Regions from separate parts of the Mus musculus genome. Here regions 1 and 2 are each linked to region 3. The links are chromatin loops, found by intact Hi-C in ENCODE. Cell type or tissue: heart. All regions are shown on one strand. Links, peaks and the distances in the headings refer to the core of each region. The heading gives the core; the rest is flanking DNA.

Region 1 (10,172 bases), core at 667-8,666, 210 kb before region 3:
ACGACTGTTCAAGAGAAAGAGTTTTATTCCTGAATGGAAACAGAAGCAAAGCTTCAGTCCTTGAGGAAGTGGCACCATGGAAGACTCACACATTCTCTTTATTAATTCTGAAGCAGAGAATTATATCCGATTACCATTTGACACATTCAAGATCTAATTTGTACGGTTCACATTAATGAAGAATAGCATTCAACTTAGTGACAGAAAGCTTACAAGTTAGAAAAGGCTATGATTAAGACCTGGACATGTCAGGTAACAGAGGAAGATATCAGATGTGCCTTTTCAGAGTACTTTAGTATAGTCTTCAAAATAAAAACCACTAATAGAAAATAAATTATAAATTTTACTTACTCTCTAAGCACCAAAATAAAGTTAAAAAAAAAAAAAAACCCACCTACCCCCAAGTGCTGGGATTAAAGGTGTGAGCCACTATAGGACAAATAAAATGAAAATTCAGTTCAAAAGTAACAGCAGTCTCTACAGTATCAGACTTAACTGTACATTCAGCTATTTATAAACAACTTGAAAACCCTGTTTAATCACTTGCACATGGTTATTCGCTCCTTTCTATGCCATGTGCTCTGCTAGGCACCAGGCGATGGACTCAGGAATGAAACGCTACTGTTACAAAGCCTTCTGTTTAGCCAGGAGAAAGCCACCAGAGGCAACAATCATGCCATTTTTATAACAATTTTGTAATTGAGGCAGGCACGTGATACTGTGCAAATTTAAATGAAAGAAAGCCAAAAATGGTGCCTCACACTTGAAATCCTAGCACTCAGGAGGCTAAGCATGTTTGACACTAACTAGCCTGGACCAGAGTGAGAGTTTATCTCAAAAAGAAACAAAAGTGACAGAGTGTAGACAACTCAACTCATCCAATGAAGCAAAGCCATTTTTCAAAAACAATGTCGCACTATATAGTCCCTCTAGCCCTTAAATTCTGATCATTTGGCCTCAGCTTCCTGAGTACCAAGGTTACAGGTATATACAGTATGTCTTGCCCAATAACTGAGTTTCCTTCCTTTGTGTGTGTGTGTGCATATTCCTGTGTGCAGGTGAGCATGAACATGTGTGTGCATATATGCAGAAATCAGAGACAACCTCAAGTATCATTGCTTAGGCACTATCTACTTTGTTTTTGAGACAATGCCTCCCACTGGGCTGGAACTTGCCAAGTAGGCTAAGCTGGCTGGCCAGAGAACAGCAGCCTGTTGCTGCTTCTGCAGTACTATGACTGCACGTGTACTCACCAGAACCAGCTTTTTAATGAGAGCTCTGGAGCTGGAGAGATGGCTCAGCAGTTAAGAGCACCGACTGCTCTTCCAGAGGTCCTGAGTTCAATTCCCAGCAACCACATGGTGGCTCATAACCATCTGTAATGGGATCCAATGCCTTCTTCCAGTGTGTCTGAAGACAGCTACAATATACTCGTATACATAAAATAAGGAAATATTAATGTGGGGTCTGGGGATCAAATTCAGGTCCTCATGCTTATAAGTGATTTAACAACTGAGCTATATGTAGCCTTTTTGAAGAGATTTTGAGAAAAAGGCTTATTATGAAGTCCTGGCTGCCATAGAACCTTATATGTAGACCAAGATGGCCTTAAACTTGCAGGAATCCTCCTGTTTCTACCTCTGGATTACTGGTGGCTTACAGGTGTGTGCCACCATATCTGGCTTCTAATAATAGAATTTCTTTAAAGCTTTATATAAACTCTATTTCAAACATCAGGAATATTTATAAAAGTCTTCTTTTATTAACAGCAATGATTATTACCTTCATTAAAAAATATACTACTGAGGCTAAGAATACAGCTCAGTGGTGGAGTACTTACTTTTACATAGGCAAGGTCCTAGATTTGATTTCCTAGTGCAATAAGGAAAACAAAACAAACACACTTCTTTTAAAAAGTCACCTGTATACAAGAAACAAAAAACGAGCTAAACTCGGGAAGATATCCCAAACACTTCAGAACCTCTGCACATATGAGCTTATCTGCTCTCATCATAACAACATGGAGTAGGTGCTGCTACTGTCCTCCTTTTCTAGATGAAATAACTAACGGTAACTTGGTCAAGGACACACAAATGGCAAAAGAAAATACTAAGACTTGAACCTACAGAACCTGATTTGAAAACTCTCTCTTTGCATTTTGTTTTGAGTTTAGTTTGGTTGGTTGGTTGGTTGGTTGGTTTTTGAGCCTCCCTGGCAGACGGGCACCTGATGGGCACTAGCAGCCTGATTCTGGAGGGAGCTGTACTCCTTGTCCTGTGTGTACGGCAAGTGGATGTTTATTAGTATTCCTGTATCTTTGCACGTGCATGTGCACGTACACAGAGAGGTTAGAGGTTGGCATCAAGTATCTGCTGCATTCTTTCTCCATCTTTTATTGAGATAGGGTCTCTTGCTTGAATCCAGTGCTTGCCAATTTGGCTAGTCTAACTAGCTAGTTTGCCCCAACAGTCCTTGTCTCCACTGCCTCACCCCCACCCCACCCCACCGTGCTGACATTACAGGAAGGCTGCCACATTTTTGTGGGTACTGAGAATCTGAGTTCAGAAAATGGACAACCAACTGAGCAATCTCTTCAGCCCCTGTGACTTCACTCTGAAAGTCTATGCAGATACCTGTCTTCCAGCAGTGATGGCGAGCATTCTATTCATCTTTGGGGGAGGGGAGGTCTTTTAAAGAGGAGCCTTTCTGGAGAAACAACTGGAGAAAACCACTACGGTCCAGATTATTTTAAACTTGTCCAAGGTCACAGAGCCAGTGAGGGAAAGATACTGGCAAAATTCAAATTCAGACAGCAGGATGCCCTGTGCTCTGAGGCTTCAGCCTCATGAAAAAAGTCACATGCAAATTTATTAAACAACTCAAAAAGGCTCTGTGTAGGTCTTCCTGAAATATACTGAAAGGTCTTGAAGCTGGTGACAAGTGCTTCTTTAAAGCAACATTTACATATAAGTCACTTTTAAACTTCACCACTTTGGACTGATCATAACCACATTTCTGCTCTTTAAAAAGAAATCTTTCTGTAGCAACTTGGCAGATTTCAGTACAGGAACAGTCTATTCTTTAAAATTAAATTTAGTAACAACTTATTCTGGTTAGTCTGAAAGAGAAGTAGAAAATGAACTACTAAGAGGTCTTTGCTGTACTTTAATATTTCAAAATATGTTTGGTTTGGCCTAATTTAAATCTTGTGGACAACTACTGCAGAACTCCATTTCAAGAGGGTAATAGCGACTTAAAACTAATGAATTCTAAACAGCAACCCTGGAAGCCAACTCGGAGTAACCATTTCTTATCATTCTTTCACCTCAAAATAAATACTAAAGATCCATACAGCAAGACTCTCGTGACACAGGTAGTGGTGGGTATTCGTAGTCCGGAGGCATTTAAGATGGAGAAACCAAATTAAAAACTGAAGAAATTCTGTAGAATAATGTTGCTTAAAGAGTAGTCAAGAACACAAAATTTGTATACCCAAAGAAACAACCTCTAAGCTGTTCTGTGCATAAAGACGAAGACAGAATTCTGCGTTGCAATGCCTCCCTAGAGCAAGAGAAAACCGAAGTGGACATACCATGCTGGAGTCCCTTCTCACCTGCTCTCTTCCAACAGGTTTAGACTTCAGAACCTTTAATACTGAATTCACATTTTTTTTCACAAGAAAACCTATAAAATTGCTTCAAAATAAAAACTAAGCCATTAGGCAACCAGTATTCTCCTCTATCACCATGCACTCAAATTACAAACACCTTTTGCTTTGCCTTTATTGAATGAAAGTTAACTTCGATTTAGAGGAAAATGTGCCCCCATTAGGCATTTTTACACTTTCTGCGGGGCACTCAGTCTATCAGATCACATCGCAGACTATTACTGCTCACTTAGGCATTCAAAAGACAGAGAGCATGCCAGCACCAATTATTTCACAGGCGGCATAATGCCCCGCTGGTGGAAGTCTGGCAATACCTACATGTACAGCAAGACAGGAGAAGGAGGGTGTCAAGGGCGGGGAGGGGGGGTGGAGAGGGGGAGCGAGAGAGGGAAGGAGGGAGTCACCTCCTCATCCACGCCGACCGGGAACCTCCAGCCACAACCTGATCCCTGCCCTGCCCAAAAGTGGCCCGGCCACCACATTTTTTTTTATTTATTTTTTCAGACCACCCCACCCCAAACCCCACTCGGTACTCACCTTCCGCGAAGAAGTGGGCGCCGGGTCCAGCCCCCGGGCGGGTCGTACGGCCGCGGGGAGAGGACGTCGGTCGGCGCGTCCCTAGGTGTGGGACGGGGATCCCGACGAGTGAGAGCGCGGAGGAGCGGGAGGAGGAGCGGGGTGGGGGCTCCCGCTCCTACGGAGCCCGCTGGTCCTCCACCGCTGCCCCGCGGAGGAAAGCCGACCGAGGGATGGACTGACTGTCGGGGAAACGGCGGGGATGGGCGAGACAGGCTAAAGGGGCGATACCGCACACGGACTGGACGGGAGACGGCAAGAAGCGGCTCGGGGTCTAGCCCATGCCGTGGCGGCCTGGGGGCAGAGGCTAGCTGAAGGGAAGTTGCCGAGGCTGGCGAGATGCGGGAAGAGGGCGCACCGGGAGGAATACAGCCAGCCAGCCATGGATAGCGGGGCGCCGAGAGCAGGGGCGGCCGGCGGCGGGGAGCACCGCCCGCTCGGCTCGCTCAAGACATTTAATTGGATTGATAGGTTGTGCAGTGACTCACAGACTTTAAAGAGTCCTAGGGCAGTCCCCGCCCAGCTGGACCGGGAAGGAGCGGCGAGGCGGGCGGGGTAGGGGGCTGGGGAGAGCCGCGAGGGAGGCGGCGGGCGGGGCGGGAGCGCAGCGAGGCTGCCCAGTGGCAGGGCGTACCGCCGTGACGGGCGTGATCATAGACCAATGGCAGTGAGGCTCGCTAGGTGGCTGGCTTCGCCCCTGGCCCAATGAGTCTTCTAAGGACACTGTAGAGCACCGGGCGGGGGAAGTGATGGGGGTGGGGAGAGGTGGGTGGACGTTGAGCAGGAGGAGGAGAAAAGGAGCCGCGGGAGACCCGCGGAGTCACTCTGCCCTCCTCGTTCTAGAAGTGCGCTTTCCGCCAATCCGAGCGCCACCTGGGGGTGATGGACGCCGGCCTGTGGCCAATGAGGAGGAGAGGCTGGCGGTGAGGAGCGGGCGGGCCCGCGCTCTGGCTCCCTCCTCCCGCGCGGTCCTCCAGCCCGCCCGGCCCGAGTCAGTCACGCAAGTAACCGTGTGAGAGCCGGGCCGCGCGGGGCGGGGCGGGGCGGGGCGGGGCGGGGCGGGGCGGGGCGGGGCGGGGCACCGCAGCTGGCGGCGTAACCCTGGACCGGCTGGAGGGGCGCGCGGGCGGGCCCCTTGCGAAACCTGCCAGTGGACCTGCCGGCCAAGCCCACTCTCAGGGCGGACCGATTCGGAGTGGATACGATCCAAACTTGATCCGCGTCCATAGTGTCCACTGCTAAAACAGCCCCTGTGGGCACGTGCTCTGGGATTTCAGGAGCCAAAGACGCAAGGCGTGGCAATCACTTTGGCCCAGGATTTGCCCGTTTTGTGGGGGAAGTCGCCTAGGGTGTAGACAGGTTGAAACAGCTCCTCAGAACACATGTTCTTTTATTGGGTTTCTGGAAAAGGCACTTCTTAAACTGGTGTGAACGACTCTGTTCGGGCTTTGCAGTACGCGTGTATCTTAGCTTTCTCCAAACGTCCCTCTGCACTCTCCCACTCCCTCACCTTGAACCCTAAGGCAGTGCCAGAGTGCACCTACTCAGTACTCATTCCCAGGAGCTATGGCGTGCCTCGATATTTTGGCTGTTGTCCAGTAATCACTTCACAGACTTTAACCCATTGTTATGCATTAGGATTTGAAAGAAATCCCCCCCAAAAAGCAAACACGCTGGCAAAACCCATCTTCTTACCTACAAAATGCATTGTTCGTTTCTGGTGTTGTTAAGACAGAGTCTCGATACTTGATCCTGGCTGTCCTAGTGTTTGCTGTGTAGCGCAGGCTGGCCCTTAAACCTGTTTCATCCCTACTGCCTTGACTTCTTGGCTTCCTGGATTCAGAGGTGTTTTCCTGGGGCTTAAAACAGTTGCATTCATATTCAAATATACTGGAATACCCAACACCCACTTTTGAAATAAGTCAAGTACTGGTGAGACAATGTTGCTTTAGGGTCTTGAAGTGGGTGAGACTCCCCCACCTCCACCCTCATCCCGAGATAACCGAAATCCACAGTGCTCTAAAAATGGGAAAAAGATAAAAATGAAGACAAATGTTTACTCTGGTCACATTGGGGCTTTCCTTAACTGTGCTCACCTTAGGACCCAGACCTTTCTGGAGCTTAATTGTGACACAGCTTGACTCCGTGATTACCTTCTGGTCCAGAATCTACTAATGAAAATGAACTATGCCAGCAACTTCTTGCAACACACATCTCATTTATGCATTTTCTCTTCGTGTGTTGAAACTACACTGGAGCTATACAGGGCAGGGGACCTAGTGTTCTCACTGTCAGCCTAGTGATTCGTACAAGGTGAACAATGTTAGCTGGATCCCTCACTGTGGCAAAAACAAACAAAACACTCCACTACTCCTAATCTGGGTTACTGTACTACATTTTATTTTATGCAGATGAGTGTTTGCTTGTATTTATTATTTATGTGTACTATGTTAGTGCCTGGTGCCCATAAAGGCCAAAAGAAGGCATTGGATCCCCTGGAGTCAAAGAAAGCTGCTCTCACAGCTGTGTGTGTGCTGGGAACCAAACCTGGGTCCTCTGCAAGGGCAGCAAAGTGCTCTTAACTTCAGAGCCATCTCTCCAGAAGCTAGATATATATATATATATATATATATATATATATATATATATATATATATATATATATATATATTCTTCTATGAGGTCATTTTATAGATAGGTAAATGTAGTGAATTATTGTATATACCATAATGGTACTAAGAACAGATTTTGACTCTGAAAGATCTCCAAATAAGGGTTAGCAATCTCGTGGTGGAAGAGCTATGGCTTGCCTCCAATCCTTACCATGTGTCACTTTAGAATTCTGTGCCCTCCTTATTCCAATATTTCTTAAAGTGTGGAAGGCCTGCTAGATTCCTGGGTCTCCCCTCAGGTCTATCGGTTATTTGCTGCTTAAGCAATAGTTCAGGTGATTTGAGTATTGACACACTAACCACTTCATTAGACACCTCTCTTTCTTCCTGTCCTTATTCTTTTTTCCTCTCACATCTATTTCTCTCCTGGCTTCTACTTTATGATCGTTTTGTGATCACTTGCGTATTTGCTGTGCATAAGTCTGAGTAGAAAGTGCTGTGTGCTGCTGTTCTTGGGGAGACAGAAACAAATGTCTGATTACCCAGGGCAAAGCTAAGTATCACAAAGGGCCAACTTACTGAATCAATGAATTTCCTGGGGTTACTTACAGAACATGGACTACTCATTTGCAGTCATGCCACAGAAAGTCCACCCCAATATGGGTGACAACTCACCAAAGCTGAAATACTGGAGCTTTTCCCATGGTTTGCTTGCAGCTCCTTAAATGAAAGAGTCTCTCTCTTCCCCAGACTTTACTGCTTTCATAACCTTGGGGAGGGAGAAGTCTTGTGAATCTGGTGTGTTTCAGGGATTTCTGAGATTTATGAGTTGTTTACTTCCTGTCTTGTTTTTTTTTTTGAGACAGGATTTCTCTGTGTACCCCTGGCTGTCCTGAAACTCACTCTGTAGACCAGGCTGACTTCGAACTCAGAGATCTACTTGCCTCTCAGAATGCATGTGCCATCGCTGCCTGGCTGTTTACTTCCTGTCTTAATAAGCCTCCCTTTAGAACTCCTGGAACTATTAACTTTGTAGAGGTCCCACCTGGCAGTGGAAGGTGTTCGCCACAACACTGCTTATAGAAGCATAGTTAGGGCAAACTTACTGATGCTATTGAGATTCATCTCTAGTTCAAATGAGTTAGCAGGTTTTTATCTCACACACACACACACACACACACACACACACACACACACACACACACACACACACACACACGCCTGAGGGGAGAAGCAGGAATCTAGCAGGCCTTCCACACTTTAAGAAATATTGGAATAAGGAGGGCACAGAATTCTAAAGTGACACATGGTAAAGATTAGAGGCAAGTGTGTGTGTGTGTGTGTGTGTGTGTGTGTGTGTAATGTGTAGTGTGTATGTCTATATCCACCACAGTTTCTGCTGCCATGGACCACCCCTCCATCTCCCAGTGCTCCCTTTGTTAACTTTAAAGACTGAGTGCAGCTAAGCGGCTCCTCTAAGATGGCCTCTTCTGCCCACTCCTGTTTTCAAGTTAGAAACAGTCAAGCAATCCAGGATTTTAAAAAGCTTTATTTCAAGACTAGCCCAAATATGTTTACTTACATGCATGTGTGCACCTCGTAGAAAGCCGCTGGTGCTGATCATGACCACAGTGAGAAGCAACTGATGCAATTGCAATATCCATCATGAGTCAGGAAGCAAGCAGTAGACACGAGGCCTCTTCAAAGTTGGATGGAAGGGGAGAGAAGTAGCTGTGGGAGTCAGGTTAGACAGCAGGTGCTGCTCCCTTTTGATATCAGGACTGACGGACAAGAGAAAGCATCACCAAGGGCTTTGGGGATAGATTCCGGGTGCTGCTTAGCAAAGGCAGGGTGGCGACAAAAGTGTTGCTTAAACTCTCCCCGTGCGCTGTCAGGTTAGGACTGTCTCCTCCACAGGCAAGTTGAAAACAGTCATTTCCCACAAAGGTACACCCCAAATAACCCCTGCTGGCTGTGGATCCTGCTGCTTTAAAAGCTTGCCTCTGCTGAATCCATCCTTAATGGCTTATTACTGGCATACTGAACTCTGACCTTAAGTAATGCTTACAGCTTCGTGGCCCTCAGAAAGTCCTATGTATGCGCAGGCCTAAGCCTAAACTGGGAGTTTGTCAGGAAGGTACATGGTGTGATTGAGCCCAGCTGCCTGTACCCCTTTTCTGGTGGACTGAGAAATTTCAGGCAACCTTACCTGCAGGTTCCCCAAATCTGAAGGCTGGGGTGTTGTAGAGATGAAGGTTTTCAAAAGCAAATTTCTCAGGATTCCCTCTTACAGTCTGCACTGCTCATCACCACTTTCCAACACTGGGACCCTCGCAGTTATAAACATTACCTAGCAGGACCACAGTCTGCTTTCTGCGGTTCCAGGAGCTTATAATGTAGCATTCTATGTCTGCTTAGTCATTACCTAATCTGCTTAGTCACTACCTAATCTGCTTAGTCATTACCTAATCTGCACATGGACCAGAGGATGATTTCTCCATTTCCCTGAGCCCGACCTGAGGAAGGCTTTGGCATTCCCATGGGTCTGAAGCATCCAGGTCCTTGATTTAGCTGTGCTCATATTAATGACAGACATCCACTCAGAACTTCATCTGCTCCCCACCTCTGGGAGATGTGAAAATAAAGTCAGGCTAGGACTTGAACCAACTGTGTAGACTTCCCTTAATCTGTTGCAAATTGGGGGGTGGAGGGGAAGGGGAATCACAAAGAAAAAAAATTACCTATAACTATTTTCTAGAAATAGCTATTAAATATTTGGCCTATGTGTGGTTTTAAAAATATTTAAATTAAATATATCATAAATATATTTTATTCTACTGAATATGACTTTAAAAAAAAAAAGTTGTTTTGTTCCTGAGATAGAATCCTATAGCCCAGGCTGGCCTCTAACTCACTCAAGTAGCTGAGAACACACCCACCCATCTTACTCAGCTTCCAGAAAGTGATTCTTAGCTCCCCTTTGCTTTTGGTTCTTGGGATGGAAACCATGACCATGCTAGCCAAATACTCTCCCGCTAAGCTACATCATTGGCTCTGGAATTTGGTTTGTTGCTGTTGATATTGTTTGGTTTTTGCTTTTGGTTTTTGTTCGCTTGTTTGTTTCTGAGACAGGGATTCTCTGTGTAGCCCTAGCTATGTGTAGCCTTGGCTATACTGGAACTCCATCTGTAGACCAGGCTGACCTTGAAGTCAGAGATCTTCCTGCCTCTGCCCCAGGAGTTTTAAAGGCTTGTGCCATCACTAGCAGCTTTTGACCTCAGTTTTCTAAGATGACTATTTAGCAGGGGTGTGAACAA
Region 2 (10,172 bases), core at 1,194-9,193, 200 kb after region 3:
CTCTGATACATAAATCTGATTGGTTAACTGTAAGCTTTAAGAGTTTTTATTTTACCGGGTTGCTGGAAGTTGTGATATCTAACCACAAGGCTGACAGTTCAATTTGGTTACTGGGATATGGGACAGAGTCAGCGGGACCCCATGGGGCACAGTGTTGTGGCCAGCCAGTGCTAGCACTAGAGTGGGAATGTGCCTGCTCTTTTTATTTTTATTTTTTTTAAAGATGTATTTATTTATTATATGAAAGTACACTGTAGCTGTTTTCAGACAGACACCCTAGAAGAGGACATCAGATCTCATTACAGATGGTTGTGAGCCAACATGTGGTTGCTGGGATTTGAACTCAGGATCTTTAGAAGAACAGTCAGTGCTCTTAACCACTGAGCTATCTCTCCAGCCCCGTCTGCTCTTTTTAAATATTTACCGCAACACCTTTTTCTCTATTCTGTTTCCATCCAGGACCCCAAGCTCATGAAGCAGTGCCACCTACATTCAGAGAAGGTCTTCCTGCCTCAACTCATTCTAGAACCTTCCTCACAGACATTCCCTGGGCTTTGTCTTTGGGTGATTCTGGATCCAGTCACGTTAATAGTCAATATTAACCACTACAGTGTATAAAATAAAATGTGTTTAAAAGCATAATCACAACATGTTGTTTTTCTTTTTTAAATGTTACTGCATTTGTTCACTTAGTGCATGTGTGCATGTGTGCAGAGGTCACAGGATGACGTGGAAGAGCTAGTCCTGTAGCCTGAAGATCCTAGTGATGGACTCAGGTCAGCAGGCTTTCAGGCTTGAACCATGTCACTGCCCCTTATTAGTACTGTTGCCAAAGTCAGCCATCCACTCATTGAAAGTAGTAGCTTGGCTGTTTCTGGGCTACAACTGGGAGGCTTGGCTTCATTGCATTGGATCCTTGTGCATTAGAGAGGAAACCATTCTGTTCCATGCAGACACTAGTTAACTGGACTTCGTAAAGTAAGTAGACTAGGGATGGAAAGGTGGTCCAGTGGTTAAGGGCTGTTAGACAGCTCCACAGCAATTGTAACTCCAGTTCCAGGGGATCCGTCACCTCTTCTTGCCTTCATAGAGACTACATGCTTGTGGTCAGACATACAGGCAGGAAAAACATCATACATACAACCTAAAATAAGTGTAACAAAATAGAGTTCTCCTTTTGTACTTCTAACACGTTTCCCGCAGATTCGTAATCTGATGTATACAGTAAAATAATAACACGATCCTACAGGTGCAGCCACTAACGAATGTTAAAGAATGACAGCAAAGACAGAGAAGCCACACCACACAGAGTAAAACCAAGGGTTTTAGTTTGTTCTAACCAACTGTGACCCGTTAATCATTTACATTAGTGACCCAGGGCAACCATTCAAATCTGCACTCCTGTGTTTAAGAAGTTTCATTCCTGTATATTTATTGACTAACTGCAGGATAGAGAGACATCACAGCATATGTTCTAAAGGGATAAGCAAATTGAATGGCCTGGCCTGGCCTTGACTTCTCTCTCCAGGGCTTATTTTTAAGTCATCACTTCATCCTGCAGTAGAGGTTTTCAAGTGACATCGATTTATTTTTATTCTAATAAGGACTGTCATAAAGACAATTGAGCTACCTACTCTCTACTCTCCAGTGCTACCCTGTGGGAGTGGATATTAGCACACAGCTTGATGCCAACTACTTCAGGGCAGTTCACAGTCACTGCCATAGCTACCGAATGCAGCCCACCCAGAACAGAGGGGACCTGAGGACAAAGGTTTTTATCAATTTGGGAATCTGTTTTCAATTTTGTTGTTGTTGTTGTTGTTGTTGTTTGGGATAGAATCTTTCTATATAACCCTGATTGGCCCAGCAACTGCCGTGAAGTTTTAAGGATATAGCTTTAGAGTATTTAAAGACGTGCAAGTGTATATAAATGTGCACACACATATCTTTGAAATCTTGTATGTAGTATTAGTTAATATAATATTAGTCTCACATTTTAGAGGTAGAAAGGGTAAAGTTGAGAAATGAAGTGCCTTGCACAGGGTCACACACTGAGTCAGCTACCAGAGTTGGTTTCTGGTCCTGAACGCCTGCAGCCAGAGCCAGAGCTGCATCAGTGGACCCGCTGCAAGTTTGAGAAGGCACAGAACATGGACATATCCTAGTGAGAGATGCAATGAGAAGGTCAGAGATTCAGGCTGCAGTCCGTTCGGTCCATTCAGTTCACTGGATTTTTAATTTTTTTAGTATTTTTAAAAAAGATTTATTTTATGTATATGAGTACACTGTCACTCTCTTGGACACACCAGAAGAGGGCATCAGATCCCATTATAGATGGTTGTGAGCCACCATGTGGTTGGTGGGAGTTGAACTCAGGAACTCTGTAAGAGCAGTCGGTGCATTTAACCACTGAACCATCTCTCTAGCCCCCATTTGATTTTTTTTTTAAACTAAAGTAACAGAAAGTGCCACTCACTCGAGTGAAGTCTGCTTGACAGGCTGCGAAGCCTAGAAGCACTCATGAGGCAGAGTTTCACAGAAACTCACCTCCTGGAGTTTTGGTGTTCTCATTAACCTGTATACTCATACCCTATCCCCGCATTAGTCTGCTGTATGGATCCACATGCTCTCTTTTAGTATTATCTTATTATAAGTGCCTTTTAAGATTGAATTCTGACATAGCCAGAGCCTTCGCCAGTGTTCCAAGGTTCCAGAAGCCGTTGATCTTGGAATCTGGTAGGAATGCAATTAGGAAGTTACCCATTCAGTAGCTAATTAAGCATTACAAGAGATGGAGCCAAAGCATCTCAAAGCTGGTCTACAGAGTGTTTACCATGAAAGCCAGGGAATCCCACTGAAATAGAAATCTTCAGTACAGGCTACATTACATATTGGAAGCAAGTTGGTGAATTCTTCTGACAAATGGAGATTCTCCAGATACTTAAAAGTTACACTCATATAAGAATTTAGCAAGGCCTAGGAAATAGAGGGGTTGTGGTATTGCATTATTCATGAGGTCTGCTAAGAGCAGAACCCCCTGGTGCTAGCCTTCACAAGGTTCAAAGGTATAGCACTAGAGTGTGAAATCCTTACCTGTCATTAAGTTGACCCTAGGCAGGACTGCTTTATCTTTACTGTAAACATTTACCTGGTTCCTGTAAATCTTTTTGAAGTCATTCCTTTGTTTTGTGTCAGGCAACTTCAATGTACTTTGCCTGCTGTGACTTCCTACCCCTTTTATTTTCTGTACTATATAAGACTGGTGTTCACTTTGTGACAATACATTCAGATTCTACACAATCTCGTGTGTTGGTCTGTCTGTCACCCGCCAACTCCTTGCCCATCTGCACCCAGAGACCCGTTCCGCGCAGACAAAGGGACCCAGAGGGTCTGCGGCAAGAAAGACCATCCACCTCTTGCCTTGATGGGATCAAGGTCTATATTTAAGAGGCTAGCTCAAACATGAGCATCTACTCCAAATCTAGCAAATGCTTGGTCCTACTTGCTTAAAAGAAGAATGAATAATCAGATACAGTCTCAGCTGGTGTTAATTAAAATGCACAGTCTCAAGTAGGAGACACATATTAAATAAGCAAGTAGGCAGATGTGGGTAATGCTTTAAATTATACATGGAAGGAAAGAAGTCCTGTTAGGGAAGGGGGTAGTGTGCATAGACTTAGAGCAGTGGCTCTCAACCTGTAGGTCACGACCTCTTTGGTAAACCTCTATCTCCAAAAATAATTACATTGTAACTCATAACAGTAGAAATATTACAGTTATGAAAGTAGCAATGATACAATTTTATGGTTGGGAATGACTTACTGGAGGAGGGCACAGTCAAAAGAATGGAGTGTTAGGTGTGGGCATGCTTATTACCACAGCACCTGGGAGACAGAGGTCAGAGGATCAGGAGTTCAAGGTCATTCGTGGCTACAAGGCAAGTTCAAGGCCAGCACTGGCTACCTGATACCCTGCCTCAACAACAGTATAGAATGGAGACAGGTGAGATCCTAGCCAACAACTAGATTACTTAGAGCCTTAGGGGCTCTGCAGTGGGCTTTGAACTTCATCCCAAGGACAGTAAGGACAGTAGGAAATTATTAACAGAGTACAAGTGACACCTGGTCTGGAAAAGGGTTCAAGGACGGCCCTTGCAAAAGTAATTTCATGAAGGACACATTGGTTTCTGGGCTGCATTAGGAGACAGCAGTGGCCGGGCATGGTGGCGCACGCCTTTAATCCCAGCACTTGGGAGGCAGAGGCAGGCAGATTTCCGAGTTCCAGGCCAGTCTGGTCTACAAAGTGAGTTCCAGGACAGCCAGAGCTACACAGAGAAACCCTGTCTCGAAAAAAAAAAAAAAAAAAAAAGAGCCTGGCAGGGCAGAGAGGGCAGCATGTTCTAGGCGGAAGGAGGGACTGGAAGGTGAAAGCAATGTGATGGAGGGGTACTGTGTCATGGGAGGTGGAAGACAGTAGAGAAGGTTTTATTTTATGTTGTGACCATCAAAGTGAACAGTTATGACAGGGCAGAGGGCAATGGTCCTCACATGGGGAGAGTAGCGACTGGGACCCTACACATGGATTGAAAGCATTTTGCCCTTTGACTCTGCCACCTTAACCTGGAAGGACGCCCTGTGGTTCAAGTACTGTGGTTGGTCACTTCGCATTTGCAGAAGCAGATGGAAACCGAAAGTCTGGATTCCCCCAAGTCTCCACTTTCAGGTGCTGTCCAGCCCTGCCCTCTGCTGGTAAATTCTGGTAGACACCCAAGAAACTAAGCTGCCCGGCTCATGTTCTCACTTTCTTAGTGAAATGATTATAATACGTGATTATGTAACAAAATATAGAAACTTTTGCCGGGCGTGGTGGCTTGCGCCTTTAATCCCAGCACTCGGGAGGCAGAGGCAGGCAGATTTCTGGGTTCGAGGTCAGCCTGGTCTATAGAGTGAGTTCCAGGATAGCCAGGGCTGCACAGAGAAACCCTGTCTCGGAAAAAAAAAAAAAAAAATTGAAGCTTTAACTAGCTCTCTAAATGACACTTTGGAAAGGTATAAACATTACAAGTTATAAACAAATTCATCCAGATTAAAATACAGGATGTTCCAGCAGCCTTGAGAGTTCTCCCTTACTTCCCTGCTTACTCACTGTTCTGACTACTGTTTGGATTTGTTTGAGACAAGTTCTTTCTTTCTCTCTCTTTCTTTCTTTCTTTCTTTCTTTCTTTCTTTCTTTCTTTCTTTCTTTCTTTCTTTCTTTCTTTCTTTCTTTCTTTCTTTCTTTCTTATATACACTGTAGCTGTCTTCAGACACTCCAGAAGAGGGCATCAGATCTCATTACGGATGGTTGCGAGCCACCATGTGGTTGCTGGGATTTGAACTCAGGACCTTTGGAAGAGCAGTCCGTGCTCCTAACCGCTGAGCCATCTCACCAGCCCGAGACAAATTCCCGATGAGTATCCCCAGGTTGGCCTTGCGTTCATTAACCAGCCCAGGCTGACCTTGACCTGAACTCTTGCGTCTCAGCCTCTCGATCACTGGAATTAGAGGAGCATGTCACCACAGCATGTCACCACAGCCAGCTGCCACCATCCTGACTTTTAACAGCAGAGATGAGCTTACCCTGTTCTTGACCAGCATATCAAGGAAGTCAACACTATGTGCTCTTGTATTATACCTTTTTGACTTAACATATACCTGTACCATTTCCCAAATTGTATATTATAATAAATTCCTTTAAAATCTTCCAGCTTTTTGTTTGTTTGTTTAAGATTTACACGATGTATAAATGGATGCCTTTGGAGGCCAAAGAACTTAGATCCCAGGAGTTGGAGTTACAAGCCATTGTAGGTATCATGTTTTATAAAACACAGTATAATGTGGCTGGAGAGAGCACCTTAGCAGACCTGGCTATGGTGTCACCATGAACAACCAAGCCATGTGACAGACCTAGCATGAAGAGCAGTTATTGGTGGGAAGGGGAGGAGACCTAGAAAAGAGATAGAGGCAGAGGAAGGAGGGGGACAGAGAAGGACTGAAAGAGAGAGGAAGAGACTGGCCAGGAACACATGGGAAAGAGAGGAGAGAGAGACACACACACACACAAAGAGACAGACACACAGACCAAGCAGACCTTCTTTTCACCAGGTTGGCTCACACCTGTCAGGCGGCTATGCAAGCCGACGCTAGGTAGCTGTTGGCAGAGCCTAGGGGAATTGCCATCAGTAGGTGTCCCAACACAAGTCCTCAGGACCAAACTCTGTTTCTCTACAAGAGCAACAATCTCTCTCAGCTACCTCTTAGCCCAGCAGTCTATACTTTAAAACAGGAATTCTTGCAAAGGACCCGAGTCTGGTTCTCAGCAACCCACACTGAGTAGGGCACACACCTGCCTGGTACTCCAGCTCCGGGGACTCCAAACCATCTTTTGACCTCTACGGGTACCCATATGCCTGTGCACACACACAGATGCACATAAGTAAAAAAGACATTTTTTTTTTTAAGACAGGGTTTCTCTGTATAGCCCTGGCTATCCTGGAACTCACTTTGTAGACCATGCTGGCCTCGAACTCAGAAATCTGCCTGCCTCTGCCTCCCTGGTGCTGGGATTAAAGGCGTGTGCCACCACGCCCAGCAAGACATACTTTTTAAAGTAATTCTATTTTAAAATGCACCAGCACTGTGAGACATGGTGGCTCATACCTATAATTCCATCATTTGAGAGGCTAAGGCAGGAGGATTCCCAAATGTTGAAGGACAGCCTGAGTTACATAGCGAGTTTCTAGCCAAGCTGAACTACAAAAAGGAAAAAAAAAATCAAGTGATTTTATTTTCTCTGTAGCTGATGGGAATTTGAATTATTTCAAGTCCATGACTGTGAGGAGGCACAGTAAAAAAAACCACTGAAATAGACACCCTGCGGGCGATGGTTTGTGTATGCTTGGCCCAGGGAGTGGCAATATTAGGAAATGTAGCCTTGTTGGACTAGGTGTGTCACTGTAGGTGTGGCCTTTAAGACCCTTGTCCTAGCTACCTGGAAGCCAGTCTTTTCCTAGCAGCCTCCAGATGAACACGTAGAACTCTCAGCTCTTCCTGTACCATGCCTTCCTGGACCCTGCCATGCTCCCACCTTGATGATAATGGAGTGAACCTCTGAACCTGTTAGCCAGACCCAATTAAATGTTGTCCTTATAAGAGTTGCCTTAGCCAGATGGTGGTGGAGCACGCCTTTAATCCCAGCACTTGGGAGGCAGAGGCAGGTGGATTTCTGAGTTTGAGGCCAGCCTGGTCTACAAAGTGAGTTCCAGGATAGCCAGGACTATACAGAGAGACCCTGTCTTGAAAAACCAAAAATAAATAAATAAATAAATAAATAAAAAAGAAAAAGAAAATTTAAAAAAGTTGCCTTGGTCAGGGTGTGTGTTCACAGCAGTAAAACCCTAACTAAGACAGAAGTTGGTACCAGGTTCTGGGGTATTGCTGTGGTAAGCCTGATCATGCTTTTGTTTGGAAGAATGAGGATTTGGGGAGTTTGGATTTGGAAAGCTATGAAATACTTTAAGTGGGGCTTAGTGAGCCATCCTAATAGTGTGGTTAAGGAGGTTTCTGTTGTGAATAAGAGAGAGAAGATATCCAGAGGCATCTGGAAGAGTCCAGAGCACAGAGAAAGAAGTAGAATGGACATGATCAGTGTTAGCTGCAAAGAAGTGAGAAACCGTAGAACAGTGAATAGCAAGAGACAGTAGGGGATGGCTGCAGCCGGGGAAACCTTGTCATTATATAGAAAACAAAACTGTATCTGGAAGGCGGGAACCCTGGGAAGGTGAAAGAGGCTAGGATGCTACTAACATGTAGGTTTCCAGATGTATAACAAGTCCTTGTGTGTAGGGACTGAAGGAGCCTGGAGAACAACCAGCTTTGATACGTAACCTCAGGTGTGTGCCAATGTGTTAGTGTTCAATTGCTGTGAGCAGACACCATGACCATGGCAACTTTTATAAAGGAAAATATTTAACTGGGGCTGGCTTACAGGTTCACTGTTATTAGGGTGGAAAGCATGGTAGCATGCAGGCAGACGTGTTACTGGAGAAGTAGCTGAGAGTTCTACATCTGGATCTGTAGGCAGCAGGAAGAGATAGACTGGACTAGGATTCATCTTTTGGAACCTCAAAGCCCAGCTCCAGTGACACACTTCTTCCAACAAGGCCATACCTACCCTGACAAGGCCACACCTACCCCAACAAGGCCACACCCCTTAATCCTTTCAAATAATGCCACCCCTAAGCATTTAAGTCTGTGAGTCTATGGGGGCCATTCTTATTTAAACCACTGCAAGAACCAAGTATCTTGTGCAGGGGCAAGGAAAACAATTCCTTTTGGGGATGGGCCACCTATTTCAAAAGTTCATAAGGAATGCTGGCTGTTATCTAACTACCAGAAATCCTTCTATAATCCAACATGAGTTCATTTCTGAATATATAGAGTGCCTGAGACCTACTGTAAGGTAGAAAATTTAAGTTTGGCCCCTTAGACCACGTTGGAGCCAAGAAAGAAAAATAGTTGGTCCCTGAAACAGACTGTTCCGAGAACTGGCTGACCACAGAACAGGTAATTACACAAGCCGGTTCAGTGACCCTGTCCCAGGAACTAGCCCACCACAAAAGTTAGATTAAAATTTTGAGAACAATCTTGAGAAGCAGGGAGTCTCCACTTGTGATTTTTAGTACCCCCTTGTGATTTTTCACTGATATTCTCGGTATTTTCCAATAACGCCCTCCCTAACCCCTTGGGTTGTGGTTTTTTTCCTTTAAATACCCCCTCTCCAGCTACTCAGTGTCCACACGGTCCTCTACCCCTGTGTGGTGTAAGACTGTGGGCTCCAGAGTGTGCCTGGAATAAAAGTCCTCTTGAGGTTTGCATCAAGACTGTTTCTTGTGAGTGATTTGGGGTGTCGCCTCTCCTGAGTCAGAACGTGGGGGAGTCCTCATGTGGGTCTTTCACTACCAATGGCTTTTAGACAATAGGCTGGCTAGTTTTTTAATGCCAGCTTGACACAAGCTAGAGTCATTTTGGAAACGGGAATCTTAACTGAAAAAAAATGCTTGGCCTGTAGGTAAGTCTACACAGCATTTTCTTGATTAATGATGATGGGGGAGGGCCCAGTCCACTATGGGAGTTACCTATCATCCCAGGGCTGGTGGTTCTGTTGTGTGCGATGGTGGTGGTGGTGGTGGTATAAAATTGTTTGATTGAGAATCTATATGTAAACACTGAAGGCTCTGTTTCCCAACTGGTTCTTGATCAATCAGTAAAGATGCTAGCAGCCAATGAGCTGGGCAGAATAGGCAGAACTTCCAGTTTTCCTGCAGGCAGGCTAACAGATGCAGGAGAGGAGAAAAGCCTCACTATGCTTGGGAGGGAGAAAGAGCATCAGCCAAGTGAGATCTCAGGTGGAGTGGCCATTGGCTGCTTCCCCAGTTGGGCCTGGGGTAGCAGGCAGGATATTAGAAACATAACTAAGCTGAGGGCAGATTTAGGGGTCTGAGCTGGGAGTGAACAGAAGAGTGCGATAGCCAAGGAAGGCTTAGAAGAGTCCGGCCATGAGCTAAAGTATATCAAAGATGAGCTAGTGTGTCTTTCATCTTCAGATCTGAGGAAACCTAGGTGGGGTTGATAGTGTGGTCTGCCCAGAACTAAAAATGGGGTAACAAAAACTAAACGCTACAGTCCTGAGTTGTATAAGAAAGCAGGCCGAGCAAGGCATGGTGAGCAGTGTCAATAACCAGCACCCCTCCACGGCCTCAGTTCCTACCTCCAGGTTCCTGAGTTCCTGCACTAACTTCCCTCAGAGATGGACTGTCTGCTGAATAGAAGTGTAAGCAAATAAACAGTTTCCTCTCTAATTGATTTTGGCCATGTTTTTTCAATCAAACAATAGAAGCCAAACTACACAGAATGCCGTCCTGTCCTTCTGGCACAGTGGAGGGGAAGAAAGCAAAGGGGGTGGAGGAAGAAAATGTTGTTGTTATTGTTGTTGTTGATGATGATGACGATGAGGAGGAGGAGGAGAGGAGGAGGAGGGGGAGAAAGAGGATGATATTTAGTGAGAACTGCCCAATGTTTTCCAGCAAGGCTTCCCACCAGCCCTATGGGAACATTGATTCATTCGTATTTGT
Region 3 (9,779 bases), core at 1,780-9,779:
CCTTCCTAGACTGGCCAACTCTTCTGCCTGTGCTGTACAGACACACTGGGGTTCTAGGCTGCTTCACAGCCAGCCCAGCTCCATGACACTGTGCACAGCCCACCTGGTCTCAGCTCTTCTGTGCTTGCTTGTTCTTTCTTCATTCCTTCCGTTTTCTTAGGTCACGTCTCAGTCAAGCAGGGCAAGGTCAGAAGCCAGTGCTCTAACCTGCTGAGTCATCTCTCCAGCCCCAAGCAGGGGAAAATGAGAAGAAAAAGTGGTTGGGTCCTATGGCAGAATCACACAAATATTGATAACATTTGCTTTTCAGGTTGTTTTTAAACAGGCTCTCATAAAGCCTAGGCTGGCCACCTTAGGCTTGCAGTGTAGCTAACGCTAGCCTTGAACTCCTGATTCTCCTGCCTCCATCTCCCAAGTGCTGGGAATACAGGTGTGCAGTACTATACCTGCCTTTCTTCATTTGTAATCTGTCCTTTTCAAATTCTGCAGTCAGGTTGGGGACCATAGGTTGTAGCTGGTTAAAGGTATCCATGCATATCTCTCCCACTAGAGTTTAATCTACTTCAATGAATTATTGTGCCAAAATTCTAATAAGATCTTTGATACTCTCTAATAGAAATTCTCTACTTTTCTACTCTATCTCCCCAAGCTTCTCCCCTTGTAGCCTTGCACTTAGAAAGAAGGACTCAAAGAGAGAGAGAGAGAGAGAGAGAGAGAGAGAGAGAGAGAGAGAGAGAGAGAGAGAGAGAGAAGAGAGACAGACAGACAGACAGACAGACAGACAGACAGACAGACTCGATTAACAGGCTTTGTACAGCTAGTGCTAAATCTTACCTGGGGCTTTACCTTAATTCTGAGTTGTTAACTCACAACCCTTATACATACGTCATAATTAAATAATGGAATGTGGAGGGAGGAAAGGGTCCTTTGCTGAGATTTAGACCCCTCAACTGTTCTAGCCTCAGGAATATGCATCTTAGGTAACCATGGAAACCATCTTCACCACCACTCCCTGTAGGTGGGAGGTAGAGGCAAGGTCTTCCCCCATAGGCCAAGCAAACCTGGCACTCTGAATATCCAGGCTGCCCTCAAACCCTCAGTCCCTTGTCTTAGCCTCCCAAGTCTTGGCTCACAGATCTGAGCCATTATGCCCTACTCCAATTAAAAGGTGTGTAGGGGGGCGGTGGGGGGCAGTTTGTTGGCTCTGTTGTTCTGGATTTTGGCTTGGCTTGTGGTTTTGAGACAGGGTCTCACTCTGTAGAGAAGGCTAGACCAGAACTTACTGTGTAAGTTCAGTTGGCCTTGAACTTAGTATCTAGCCCAGCCTGCTGTTGAACATTCCTCCTGCCTCAGACTCCTGAATGCTGGGATTTCGGGCATGAGCCACTATGCTTAGCTTTAACTCTTCCTCTCTCCCTCTATGGGCCTTGCACAGGGATTTGCTCTCAGTATCTCTTTAAACATCTGACATATCATCAAATGAAATCTCCAACTCAAAGTTTCTCCCCACGAGTCCTAGAAACCAGATTACTTACGTCCCCGCTGGCCAGCTCATCTCTCCAATACTTCTGCTTCACCAGTCTTCTTGAAGAAAAAGAAAATTTCTGCTGACATACTTTAGCTGTTTCCTAAAACTAGGGACAAGTCTTCTGTTTCTGTCTCATCCTGCCTCTTGCTCCATCCTGGCCAAATTCTTAGCCTCTGAATCATGCTTTTAAAAAACAAAAAACAAAACAAAACAAAAAAAACCTGCATATACAAGTGAGATCATGCAGTGTTTGTTTCATTTAATAATGTCCTTCAGGTTCGTATAGATTTAGCTTTTGGAATGGTCTCCTTTATCTATGCATCCACTGATAAACATCTAATTTGGTTCTGTCTCGTGGGTATTGTGCCTAGAAGCACAGATGTCCAGCTGGTGACATGGTTTATTGAGTAAAGGCACCTGCCACTGACAATCCAAGACCCATCCCTGGAATCATCATGATGGAAGGAGAGAACAGACTTTTACAAGTTGTTTGGTATCCACAGAAGCACTCAAAGTGCCCACACACATACTCAATAAATGTAAAATATTAAATTCCGATATCTTTTCAATATGCTGATTTCACTTCCTTTGACCATACCTAGAATCCCTGGATCAAAGAAATGGCTTTTGATTTTTAAGGACCTGCCATGTTGATTTGCATTTTCTGTAACGCTATACTAATCTGAATACCAACAAAGTATAAGGCTCCCTTCTCCACCCACCCTCACCAGCACGTGCTTCTCAGCCCGCTCTTTCTGTAACTGCCATCCTATTCTTTCTCTTTATTCTAGACATTAGTCTAGGCTCCATAACAAGGCTCTCTCTCTCTCTCTCTGAAAGGGATGAGGGGGCTGGAGAGATGGTTCAGCGGTTAAAAGCAGTTACTGTATGACGTGTAAGTCCAGCGTGTGTGTGGTACAGTCAGGAGGATTAGGAATTCAAGGCTATCTGTAGTTACATAGAGAGTTCAACACCAACTCGAAGTTCATGAAACTCTGCTTCAAAACAAACAAGACAAAATTTCAAAAGCCAAAATAAGGAGGTTAGAAAGATGATTCTGTTGGGTAAGAGTTCAGATCCCAGCACTTGCTCAAAAAGTTAAGTGTGGCCAAGCACTTGTATAACCCCGTGCTGTGGTGCAAAAACAAGAGGATCACCAGCCGAGCTCCAGGTTCAGTGAGAGGCCATCTCAAAGGAGTAAGACAGACAATGATAGAGCAGAAAACCCAATGCTCTCCTCTGGTCAGACATAGACACCAGAAAATAAATACCCCAAACCAGTAATTGTTTAACACCTAGATAGAGAAGTATGGAAATAAACAAGGTGCAGTGACATATACCTGCGATCAGAAAGTAGAGGTATTGTGGTAAATAATATTACTTGGGAGTTTCTACTCTGCCTGGATCATTCAGTTCCCAGATAAAAGACACACACCAATATATTTATAAGAAGCCTTTAGGCTCTCTGCTCCTCCCTGTTCCAGAGACAGCCGCATCTTCTTGTGCAGTGCCAGCCTCGTCCCGTAGACAAAATGGTGAAGGTCGGTGTGAACGGATTTGGCCGTATTGGGCGCCTGGTCACCAGGGCTGCCATTTGCAGTGGCAAAGTGGAGATTGTTGCCATCAACGACCCCTTCATTGACCTCAACTACATGGTCTACATGTTCCAGTATGACTCCACTCACGGCAAATTCAACGGCACAGTCAAGGCCGAGAATGGGAAGCTTGTCATCAACGGGAAGCCCATCACCATCTTCCAGGAGCGAGACCCCACTAACATCAAATGGGGTGAGGCCGGTGCTGAGTATGTCGTGGAGTCTACTGGTGTCTTCACCACCATGGAGAAGGCCGGGGCCCACTTGAAGGGTGGAGCCAAAAGGGTCATCATCTCCGCCCCTTCTGCCGATGCCCCCATGTTTGTGATGGGTGTGAACCACGAGAAATATGACAACTCACTCAAGATTGTCAGCAATGCATCCTGCACCACCAACTGCTTAGCCCCCCTGGCCAAGGTCATCCATGACAACTTTGGCATCGTGGAAGGGCTCATGACCACAGTCCATGCCATCACTGCCACCCAGAAGACTGTGGATGGCCCCTCTGGAAAGCTGTGGCGTGATGGCCGTGGGGCTGCCCAGAACATCATCCCTGCATCCACTGGTGCTGCCAAGGCTGTGGGCAAGGTCATCCCAGAGCTGAACGGGAAGCTCACTGGCATGGCCTTCCGTGTTCCTACCCCCAATGTGTCCGTCGTGGATCTGACGTGCCGCCTGGAGAAACCTGCCAAGTATGATGACATCAAGAAGGTGGTGAAGCAGGCATCTGAGGGCCCACTGAAGGGCATCTTGGGCTACACTGAGGACCAGGTTGTCTCCTGCGACTTCAACAGCAACTCCCACTCTTCCACCTTCGATGCCGGGGCTGGCATTGCTCTCAATGACAACTTTGTCAAGCTCATTTCCTGGTATGACAATGAATACGGCTACAGCAACAGGGTGGTGGACCTCATGGCCTACATGGCCTCCAAGGAGTAAGAAACCCTGGACCACCCACCCCAGCAAGGACACTGAGCAAGAGAGGCCCTATCCCAACTCGGCCCCCAACACTGAGCATCTCCCTCACAATTTCCATCCCAGACCCCCATAATAACAGGAGGGGCCTAGGGAGCCCTCCCTACTCTCTTGAATACCATCAATAAAGTTCGCTGCACCCAAAAAAAAAAAAAAAAAAAAAAAGAAGCCTTTAAAGCACTAGAGCTGGGCAGATGTCGCCCCTCTAAGCTATTTTGCCTACTTCCCTATCAATGACCCCGAGATATAACTTGCCACGTTCTGCCTAGGCTGCTCTTACTTGAACTGGCTAGCCTTTATGGCCATGTTTTCATGATTTACCTATCCCCTGGTGTCTCCTCTCTCCACCTTCTTTCCTCCCTCTCATGGTCCTGCCTCAGACCCCAAGCCCAGGAACTGAAACCTCACCTGCCTCTCTTCTGCCCAGCTATAGGCTGTCTGCATCTTTATTGACCAATCAGGGATAACTTGAGGGGCAAGGTTACATAGTATCACGTTGATGTACTGTGAGGATCTTCTAGTCCCCTAGGCAACAAGGGCCAGTATTTAGCATTACAATACATAGCAACAAACCAAATCTCTACATAGAGGCAGGGGAGATTCTGAGTTCAAGGCCTGCTTGGGCCACAAAGGAAGAATTTGTCAAGCACTAGCATGCAGTCAACAGCATGGCTAGTGGAAGTAGAGGAGAGAAAGGACATTTCAACATGAGTCATGGGGCTTAACAACAGATCAGACTAGAGAAAACTTAAACATGAAGGTTCACAGAGGCAGATCATAATGATAGCAGTAACAGGCTGGAGGAGACAATCACAAATCTGATTCGGAATATGCTGAGCTGAGATGCTGCAGAATGTCTGGGTGGAGCTGTAAAGCAGGCAATTGGAAACCCACTTCTGGAACATGACTTCAGTCTTTTGCATAAAAGCAGCAGCTTAGGAAAAAGGAGGCAGAGCTACCTGGAAATGAGGAACATGGGTCTGTAGGAATCATCCATCCTTGCACAGAGAGGTAAACCATGTTCTGGGAAACAAGATAAAAATATGTATAGGTCCTCATCTAATGAACACACCTCCCTCCCACCAATAAGCTCCTATTTCAACAAGCTGTACATGACAGCTAAATGGCTTCATGTAAGGAACTCTTTGCTGTCTCAACAATTGGACGTTTTACACCTCGACAGGACATATTGATTTGCACAGGTTTCTGTTATGGTATACTTCAAAATTACTTTACTTCACATTGTCTTCCTCTTTAACTCAGCTACACCTAACTAGGGCTTTCTTGGAGGTCTGGGGAGGTAGTTCTTTTCAAAAGCAGAATAGGGAAAAATAAATAAATAAATAAATAAATAACACAATAAACGACTGCCAAGGTTTCCCTTTTTATCTGCTGTGGCCCGGGAAGATAGTAAATAAATGGCATTTTTAAAAAATCCATTGAACCATCTTTCAGACTGGCCAAACACTTGACTGAACTGTTGGCGTGCCAAGTCTGGAGACCCGGAAGGGGGTGGTTAAAATCCCGCTTGTGTTTCAGCTTAAGTTACATGGCAGACACGCCACCGAAAGTGGTGGCGTTAGAGCTCTGTTTCTCTGGGAGAGTTTTACGTCTTCAGCCTGCACACACCAGGCTTCTCCCCAGAGTCCAATGGACTCGCCCCAGAGGGCGCTAGTGCACGCAGTGGCTCACCCTTGGCACTGTGCATAGTGCCACCCGGACTCGCTGGTCACCTAAGGGTAAAGCTCTGCTAGAGTCTTGTACGTGCACGCAATGAGACTTTCCCCCATCCACCCACTCCTTTGTCTCTGTACCAGGAAAGCCTACAGAGCCCTTAGAAGAAAGGATTTCCCGCAGGATGGAGGTTGGGTCGTTCCGGACTCCCTAGCGGAGGGCGGGCACCAACCTCCGAGGGCTCCCCTCCTCCACCAGCTGAGGAGAAGAACTGCCGAGGCGTTCCAGACGCTCCCCTCCCTCTCTCCCCGAGGCCTGGACAGTAGGACTGAAAGCTGCCAGGAGACAGGATTGGCCGATGGCCTCACGCCCCGTCGGGAGAGCCCAGCCTGCCTGTCTCTCACTCTCTTTGCTGTGCCTCCCGGAGGGTGGGAGAAGGGCGGGACCTGGGAAACGTCAGGGAGGTGGGGAACGGATATTCAGGGTTCTAATTGGTCGTAACATCGGAGGTGCGCCTACATGGGCGGGGCGAGCTCAAGCCCCGCCCTCCTTCCTAGGCTGCAGCCTCCAGCGTGCCTCCTGCGTTGCATCATCTCCAGCCTGCAGCGGCTCTGAAAGAAGGCTGGGCGCGGCGCGGTCTGCTCTGCCTGGGCTCCAACCCACAACCCACGTCTCTCTTTTATCTTTCTGAAAAGTGTTCCTGTAGGGACTCACAGAGCTCGGAAGCCGCAGCTGGCACAGGCCACTGTCTCCGCCTGATCCATTCATTCGAAACCGGTCTTTTCTCCAAGTTCCTTGAGTGTTACCGCTTAGAGCGGTGGGCAACGACATGGAGAAGAGCGGCGAGACCAACGGCTACCTCGACGGCACCCAGGCAGAGCCTGCGGCCGGGCCCCGAACGCCCGAGACGGCGATGGGCAAATCGCAGCGCTGTGCTAGCTTTTTTCGGCGCCACGCGCTGGTGCTGCTCACCGTGTCGGGAGTGTTGGTGGGTGCCGGCATGGGCGCGGCGCTGAGGGGGCTGCAGCTCACCCGCACCCAGATCACTTACCTGGCCTTCCCGGGCGAGATGCTGCTCCGCATGCTGCGCATGATCATCCTGCCGCTGGTGGTTTGCAGCCTGGTGTCGGGAGCCGCCTCCCTGGATGCCAGCTCCCTCGGGCGTCTGGGTGGCATCGCTGTTGCTTACTTCGGCCTCACCACGCTGAGCGCCTCGGCTCTCGCCGTTGCTCTGGCGTTCATCATCAAGCCAGGGGCGGGCGCGCAGACCCTCCAGTCCAGCAGCCTGGGGCTGGAGAACTCAGGGCCTCCTCCGGTCTCCAAAGAGACAGTGGACTCTTTCCTCGATTTACTCAGGTACTGCTCTCCACCCCGCCAAAGGCACGGCGGGAGACGCCACGTGCACTCATATCACCTAGAGTTAATTCAGTTACTGTTGGCCCTTAACACTAAATTTCATATTTACGTCTGGGCTACGTGCTGGCCACACCTTTAAAGACTGGAGGCCACAGCTTTTTGCTGGAACCGATTTTCCGTTAGGTGGGATGTTAAGTGTATACCTTCTCAGTTGTGCTTTACTCCTTACACTGGGCTCTCTCAGTTTTGTTTGTTTGTTTTGTTTCGTTTTTTTAATTGTTCCTGTTTTCTCCCCTACATCACCCCAAAGCTTCCAGGACATTGAGTGACTTTCACCAGAGGAGCTATCCAGCTTGTAGTCTGAGGTTTTCTCTGATTCAGCCTTTGGTCTGGAAGGAAGTTGGCAATTTTCAGCAGAATTATGGATGTGTCCAAGAATAATAAAACTGGAGTTAGTTATGTGGAGCCCGTTGCCCAGCTACGTGACTGCCTCTCAGGCTTAGGACAGGTTGTGGACGTTCTTGGTCAGGATCATGGGGCCTAGCGTTATTTCTTTGTAGAAAGCGGGGAGATCCAGAGAGTTGAGATACACACACCTTTCTTTGCTTGTTTTTTTTTTTTTTTTTTTTTTTTTTTTCTCCACTCAGGAGTTGTATTTCATCCCCTGGGATGATAGAGTGTAGTTTTCAAAGCTTCACCTCTCCATTTGAACTAATCCAAAGTTCACAGATGGGAAAACATTAGTCTGCAGGCGTTTACTAATGTAACCAGGTTCGTCTGAACGAGGAGTCCAGCTGGCTTGCCTTCCAGCTTTCTGAGCCTTAGTGGTATATTTTGTCTTGAGTCATTGGGCAAAGCTCCTCATTGCTGAGGTGGTGAAAACCAGAGAACTCTGGGCAAGTGACTTGTCTTTCTCCTGTCTCCATTTCTTCATGTGGAAAATGTGACAGCTGTCTTGCCACTTCAAGAGTTTGTTCATCTAAAACAAAACAAAAAACCGAGACATGGTATTGGACGGGGGGTGGGGGTGGGGGGGTGGGGGGGTGGGGGAATCTGCTGAAAAAGACCAAAAGTTCCTGCAAACAGAGCAAGTGGAGGTAGCCTACGGGAACTTCGATGGAACTGTAGGCTTTGGCGCCTGCCAGGTGGCCTGGTAGTCCAAGAGTCTTAAGGTTTGAGACATAACTGTAGATGTGTTCAGAGATAGAGAACTCTACTGAAGCCCAGAGTAGCTTTGGTTTGTTCTGTCCTCAGGGAGAGAAATATGGGGTTTCAGGGTTCTTTTTGTAGAGCCATCTGTGGCCCAAATGGGAGTATGATGTTCATCTGTGCCTCTCTATGGTAACACAGGAGCCTTAATGGTGTTCTTCCATCATTGAAAAAGGAACTGACCAGTAATTGGGGGTAGGAGGAGTGAGAACCACTTTATGGCCATCACCCCAAGAAAGGACTTACAACTTACTGTTTTATGGCCGTGGTTTTAGACCCAAGCCCTTCTAGCTCCTGCTTTTAAAGTGAATGGTGACCCAGTGTCATGTCTCAAGAATCAGTATAGGTGTCATTTCTCAGAGACTAGGGCAACCCTTGTTGCATCTCCCCAGAAGAGCTTTCCCTGGCCTGTTAGGATGGGGTAGTATTTTCTAATGCTTCTACTAGCTAGCTGCACTTGACCTAGAAGTTCGTGATAAGGGCAGGGCAAGTCGTGCAATCCTGCTTCCAACCCAGGAAATGTAGGCAAAGATTAGGGCTGAGCGTGTTTGGGACACTTACTTAGGAGGCAGGGTTTGAGTCCAGCCTGAGCTACTAGTGAAATCTTAACCAAGGGCGGGGTTTACGCTTTAATGGTAGAGTGATTTTATGGCCCTAAGTTTGACTCTCATGGGGCAGGGTGGACTAGGAGATCCATAGGTCTTCTGCTCCATGGTTTACGGTTTGCTCATTCTCCAAGACAAAATGTATAGTAATGGCAGTATATCCTGGTCTAATGTCACTGTCTCAGAAATGTTTGCCGAGAGCCAAAAGGAGAACCAAGAAGAGGAACTACCATAAGCCAGGTCGGTGCCCTTTCACTCGAGCTGGGCATTTGGATGAAGCACTTAAGTGAAGGAAAGTATGCCTGTACTGCTCAGAGTAGCTTATGACAGGAAACACGCCCAAGCCTCCTGGAAATGCTACCTGGATCAAGGGGATCTCTGGGTCAATTGTCTTTCTTTTGTTTTTTGTTTTTCTTAAATGAGATTCTGTCAGGTAGTGGTGGTGCATGCCTTTAATCCCAGCACTTGAGAGGCAGAGGCAGGCGGATTTCTGAGTTCAAGGCCAGCCTGATCTACAGAGTGAATTTCAGGACAGCGAGGGCTACACAGAGAAACCCTGTCTCAAACCCCTTTCCTCACCACCATCCCCCTCCCCCCCCCCCAAAAAAAATGAGATTTCACATTCTGGCCCTGGCTGCCCTGGATCTAGCTCAGGCTGGCCTTAAGCTTAAAAACATACATATACACAATATCATGATGAACACCAGCTGTGCAAGCCTACCATCCCCCAGGCCTTCCTCAGCTCCCATCCTTATAGGGGGTACCGAGATCTGAAAGGAGAACCCTTTGTTAACTAGCTCTGAGACAATAAACACCGGGGCTGATAAATACTTAGCA

Evidence for each region. Peaks named below come from ENCODE experiments on the same cell type or tissue, not always from the same donor. Only the 100,000 strongest peaks of a DNase experiment are listed, where the experiment ranks them.
Region 1: it touches region 3 in a loop (4-fold over the local background); 2 of 42 quality-filtered maps call a loop at or near these places.
Region 2: it touches region 3 in a loop (5-fold over the local background); 7 of 42 quality-filtered maps call a loop at or near these places.

The regions. Positions count from the first base shown.
Region 1 is chr11:20,537,793-20,547,964 of GRCm38, reverse strand. It overlaps a transcript of Sertad2 not described here. Among named protein-coding and RNA genes, the nearest start is that of Gm32142, 64 kb to the right of the region's middle. In heart, for the core only: a CTCF peak has its summit at 5,136 (motif pointing left); DNase peaks (open chromatin) are centred at 4,994 and 5,094; H3K4me3 peaks cover 2,850 bases; H3K27ac peaks cover 2,332 bases.
Region 2 is chr11:20,127,685-20,137,856 of GRCm38, reverse strand. No RefSeq gene overlaps it. Among named protein-coding and RNA genes, the nearest start is that of Actr2, 20 kb to the right of the region's middle. In heart, for the core only: a CTCF peak has its summit at 4,739 (motif pointing left); a DNase peak (open chromatin) is centred at 4,726.
Region 3 is chr11:20,329,295-20,339,073 of GRCm38, reverse strand. It overlaps Slc1a4 (solute carrier family 1 (glutamate/neutral amino acid transporter), member 4), which reads left to right and starts at 6,361. Exons shown (of 8, transcript NM_018861.3): 1 at 6,361-7,128. The coding sequence starts at 6,602. It also overlaps the pseudogene Gm12033. In heart, for the core only: a CTCF peak has its summit at 5,773; a DNase peak (open chromatin) is centred at 6,173; H3K4me3 peaks cover 2,925 bases; H3K27ac peaks cover 2,045 bases; H3K27me3 peaks cover 840 bases.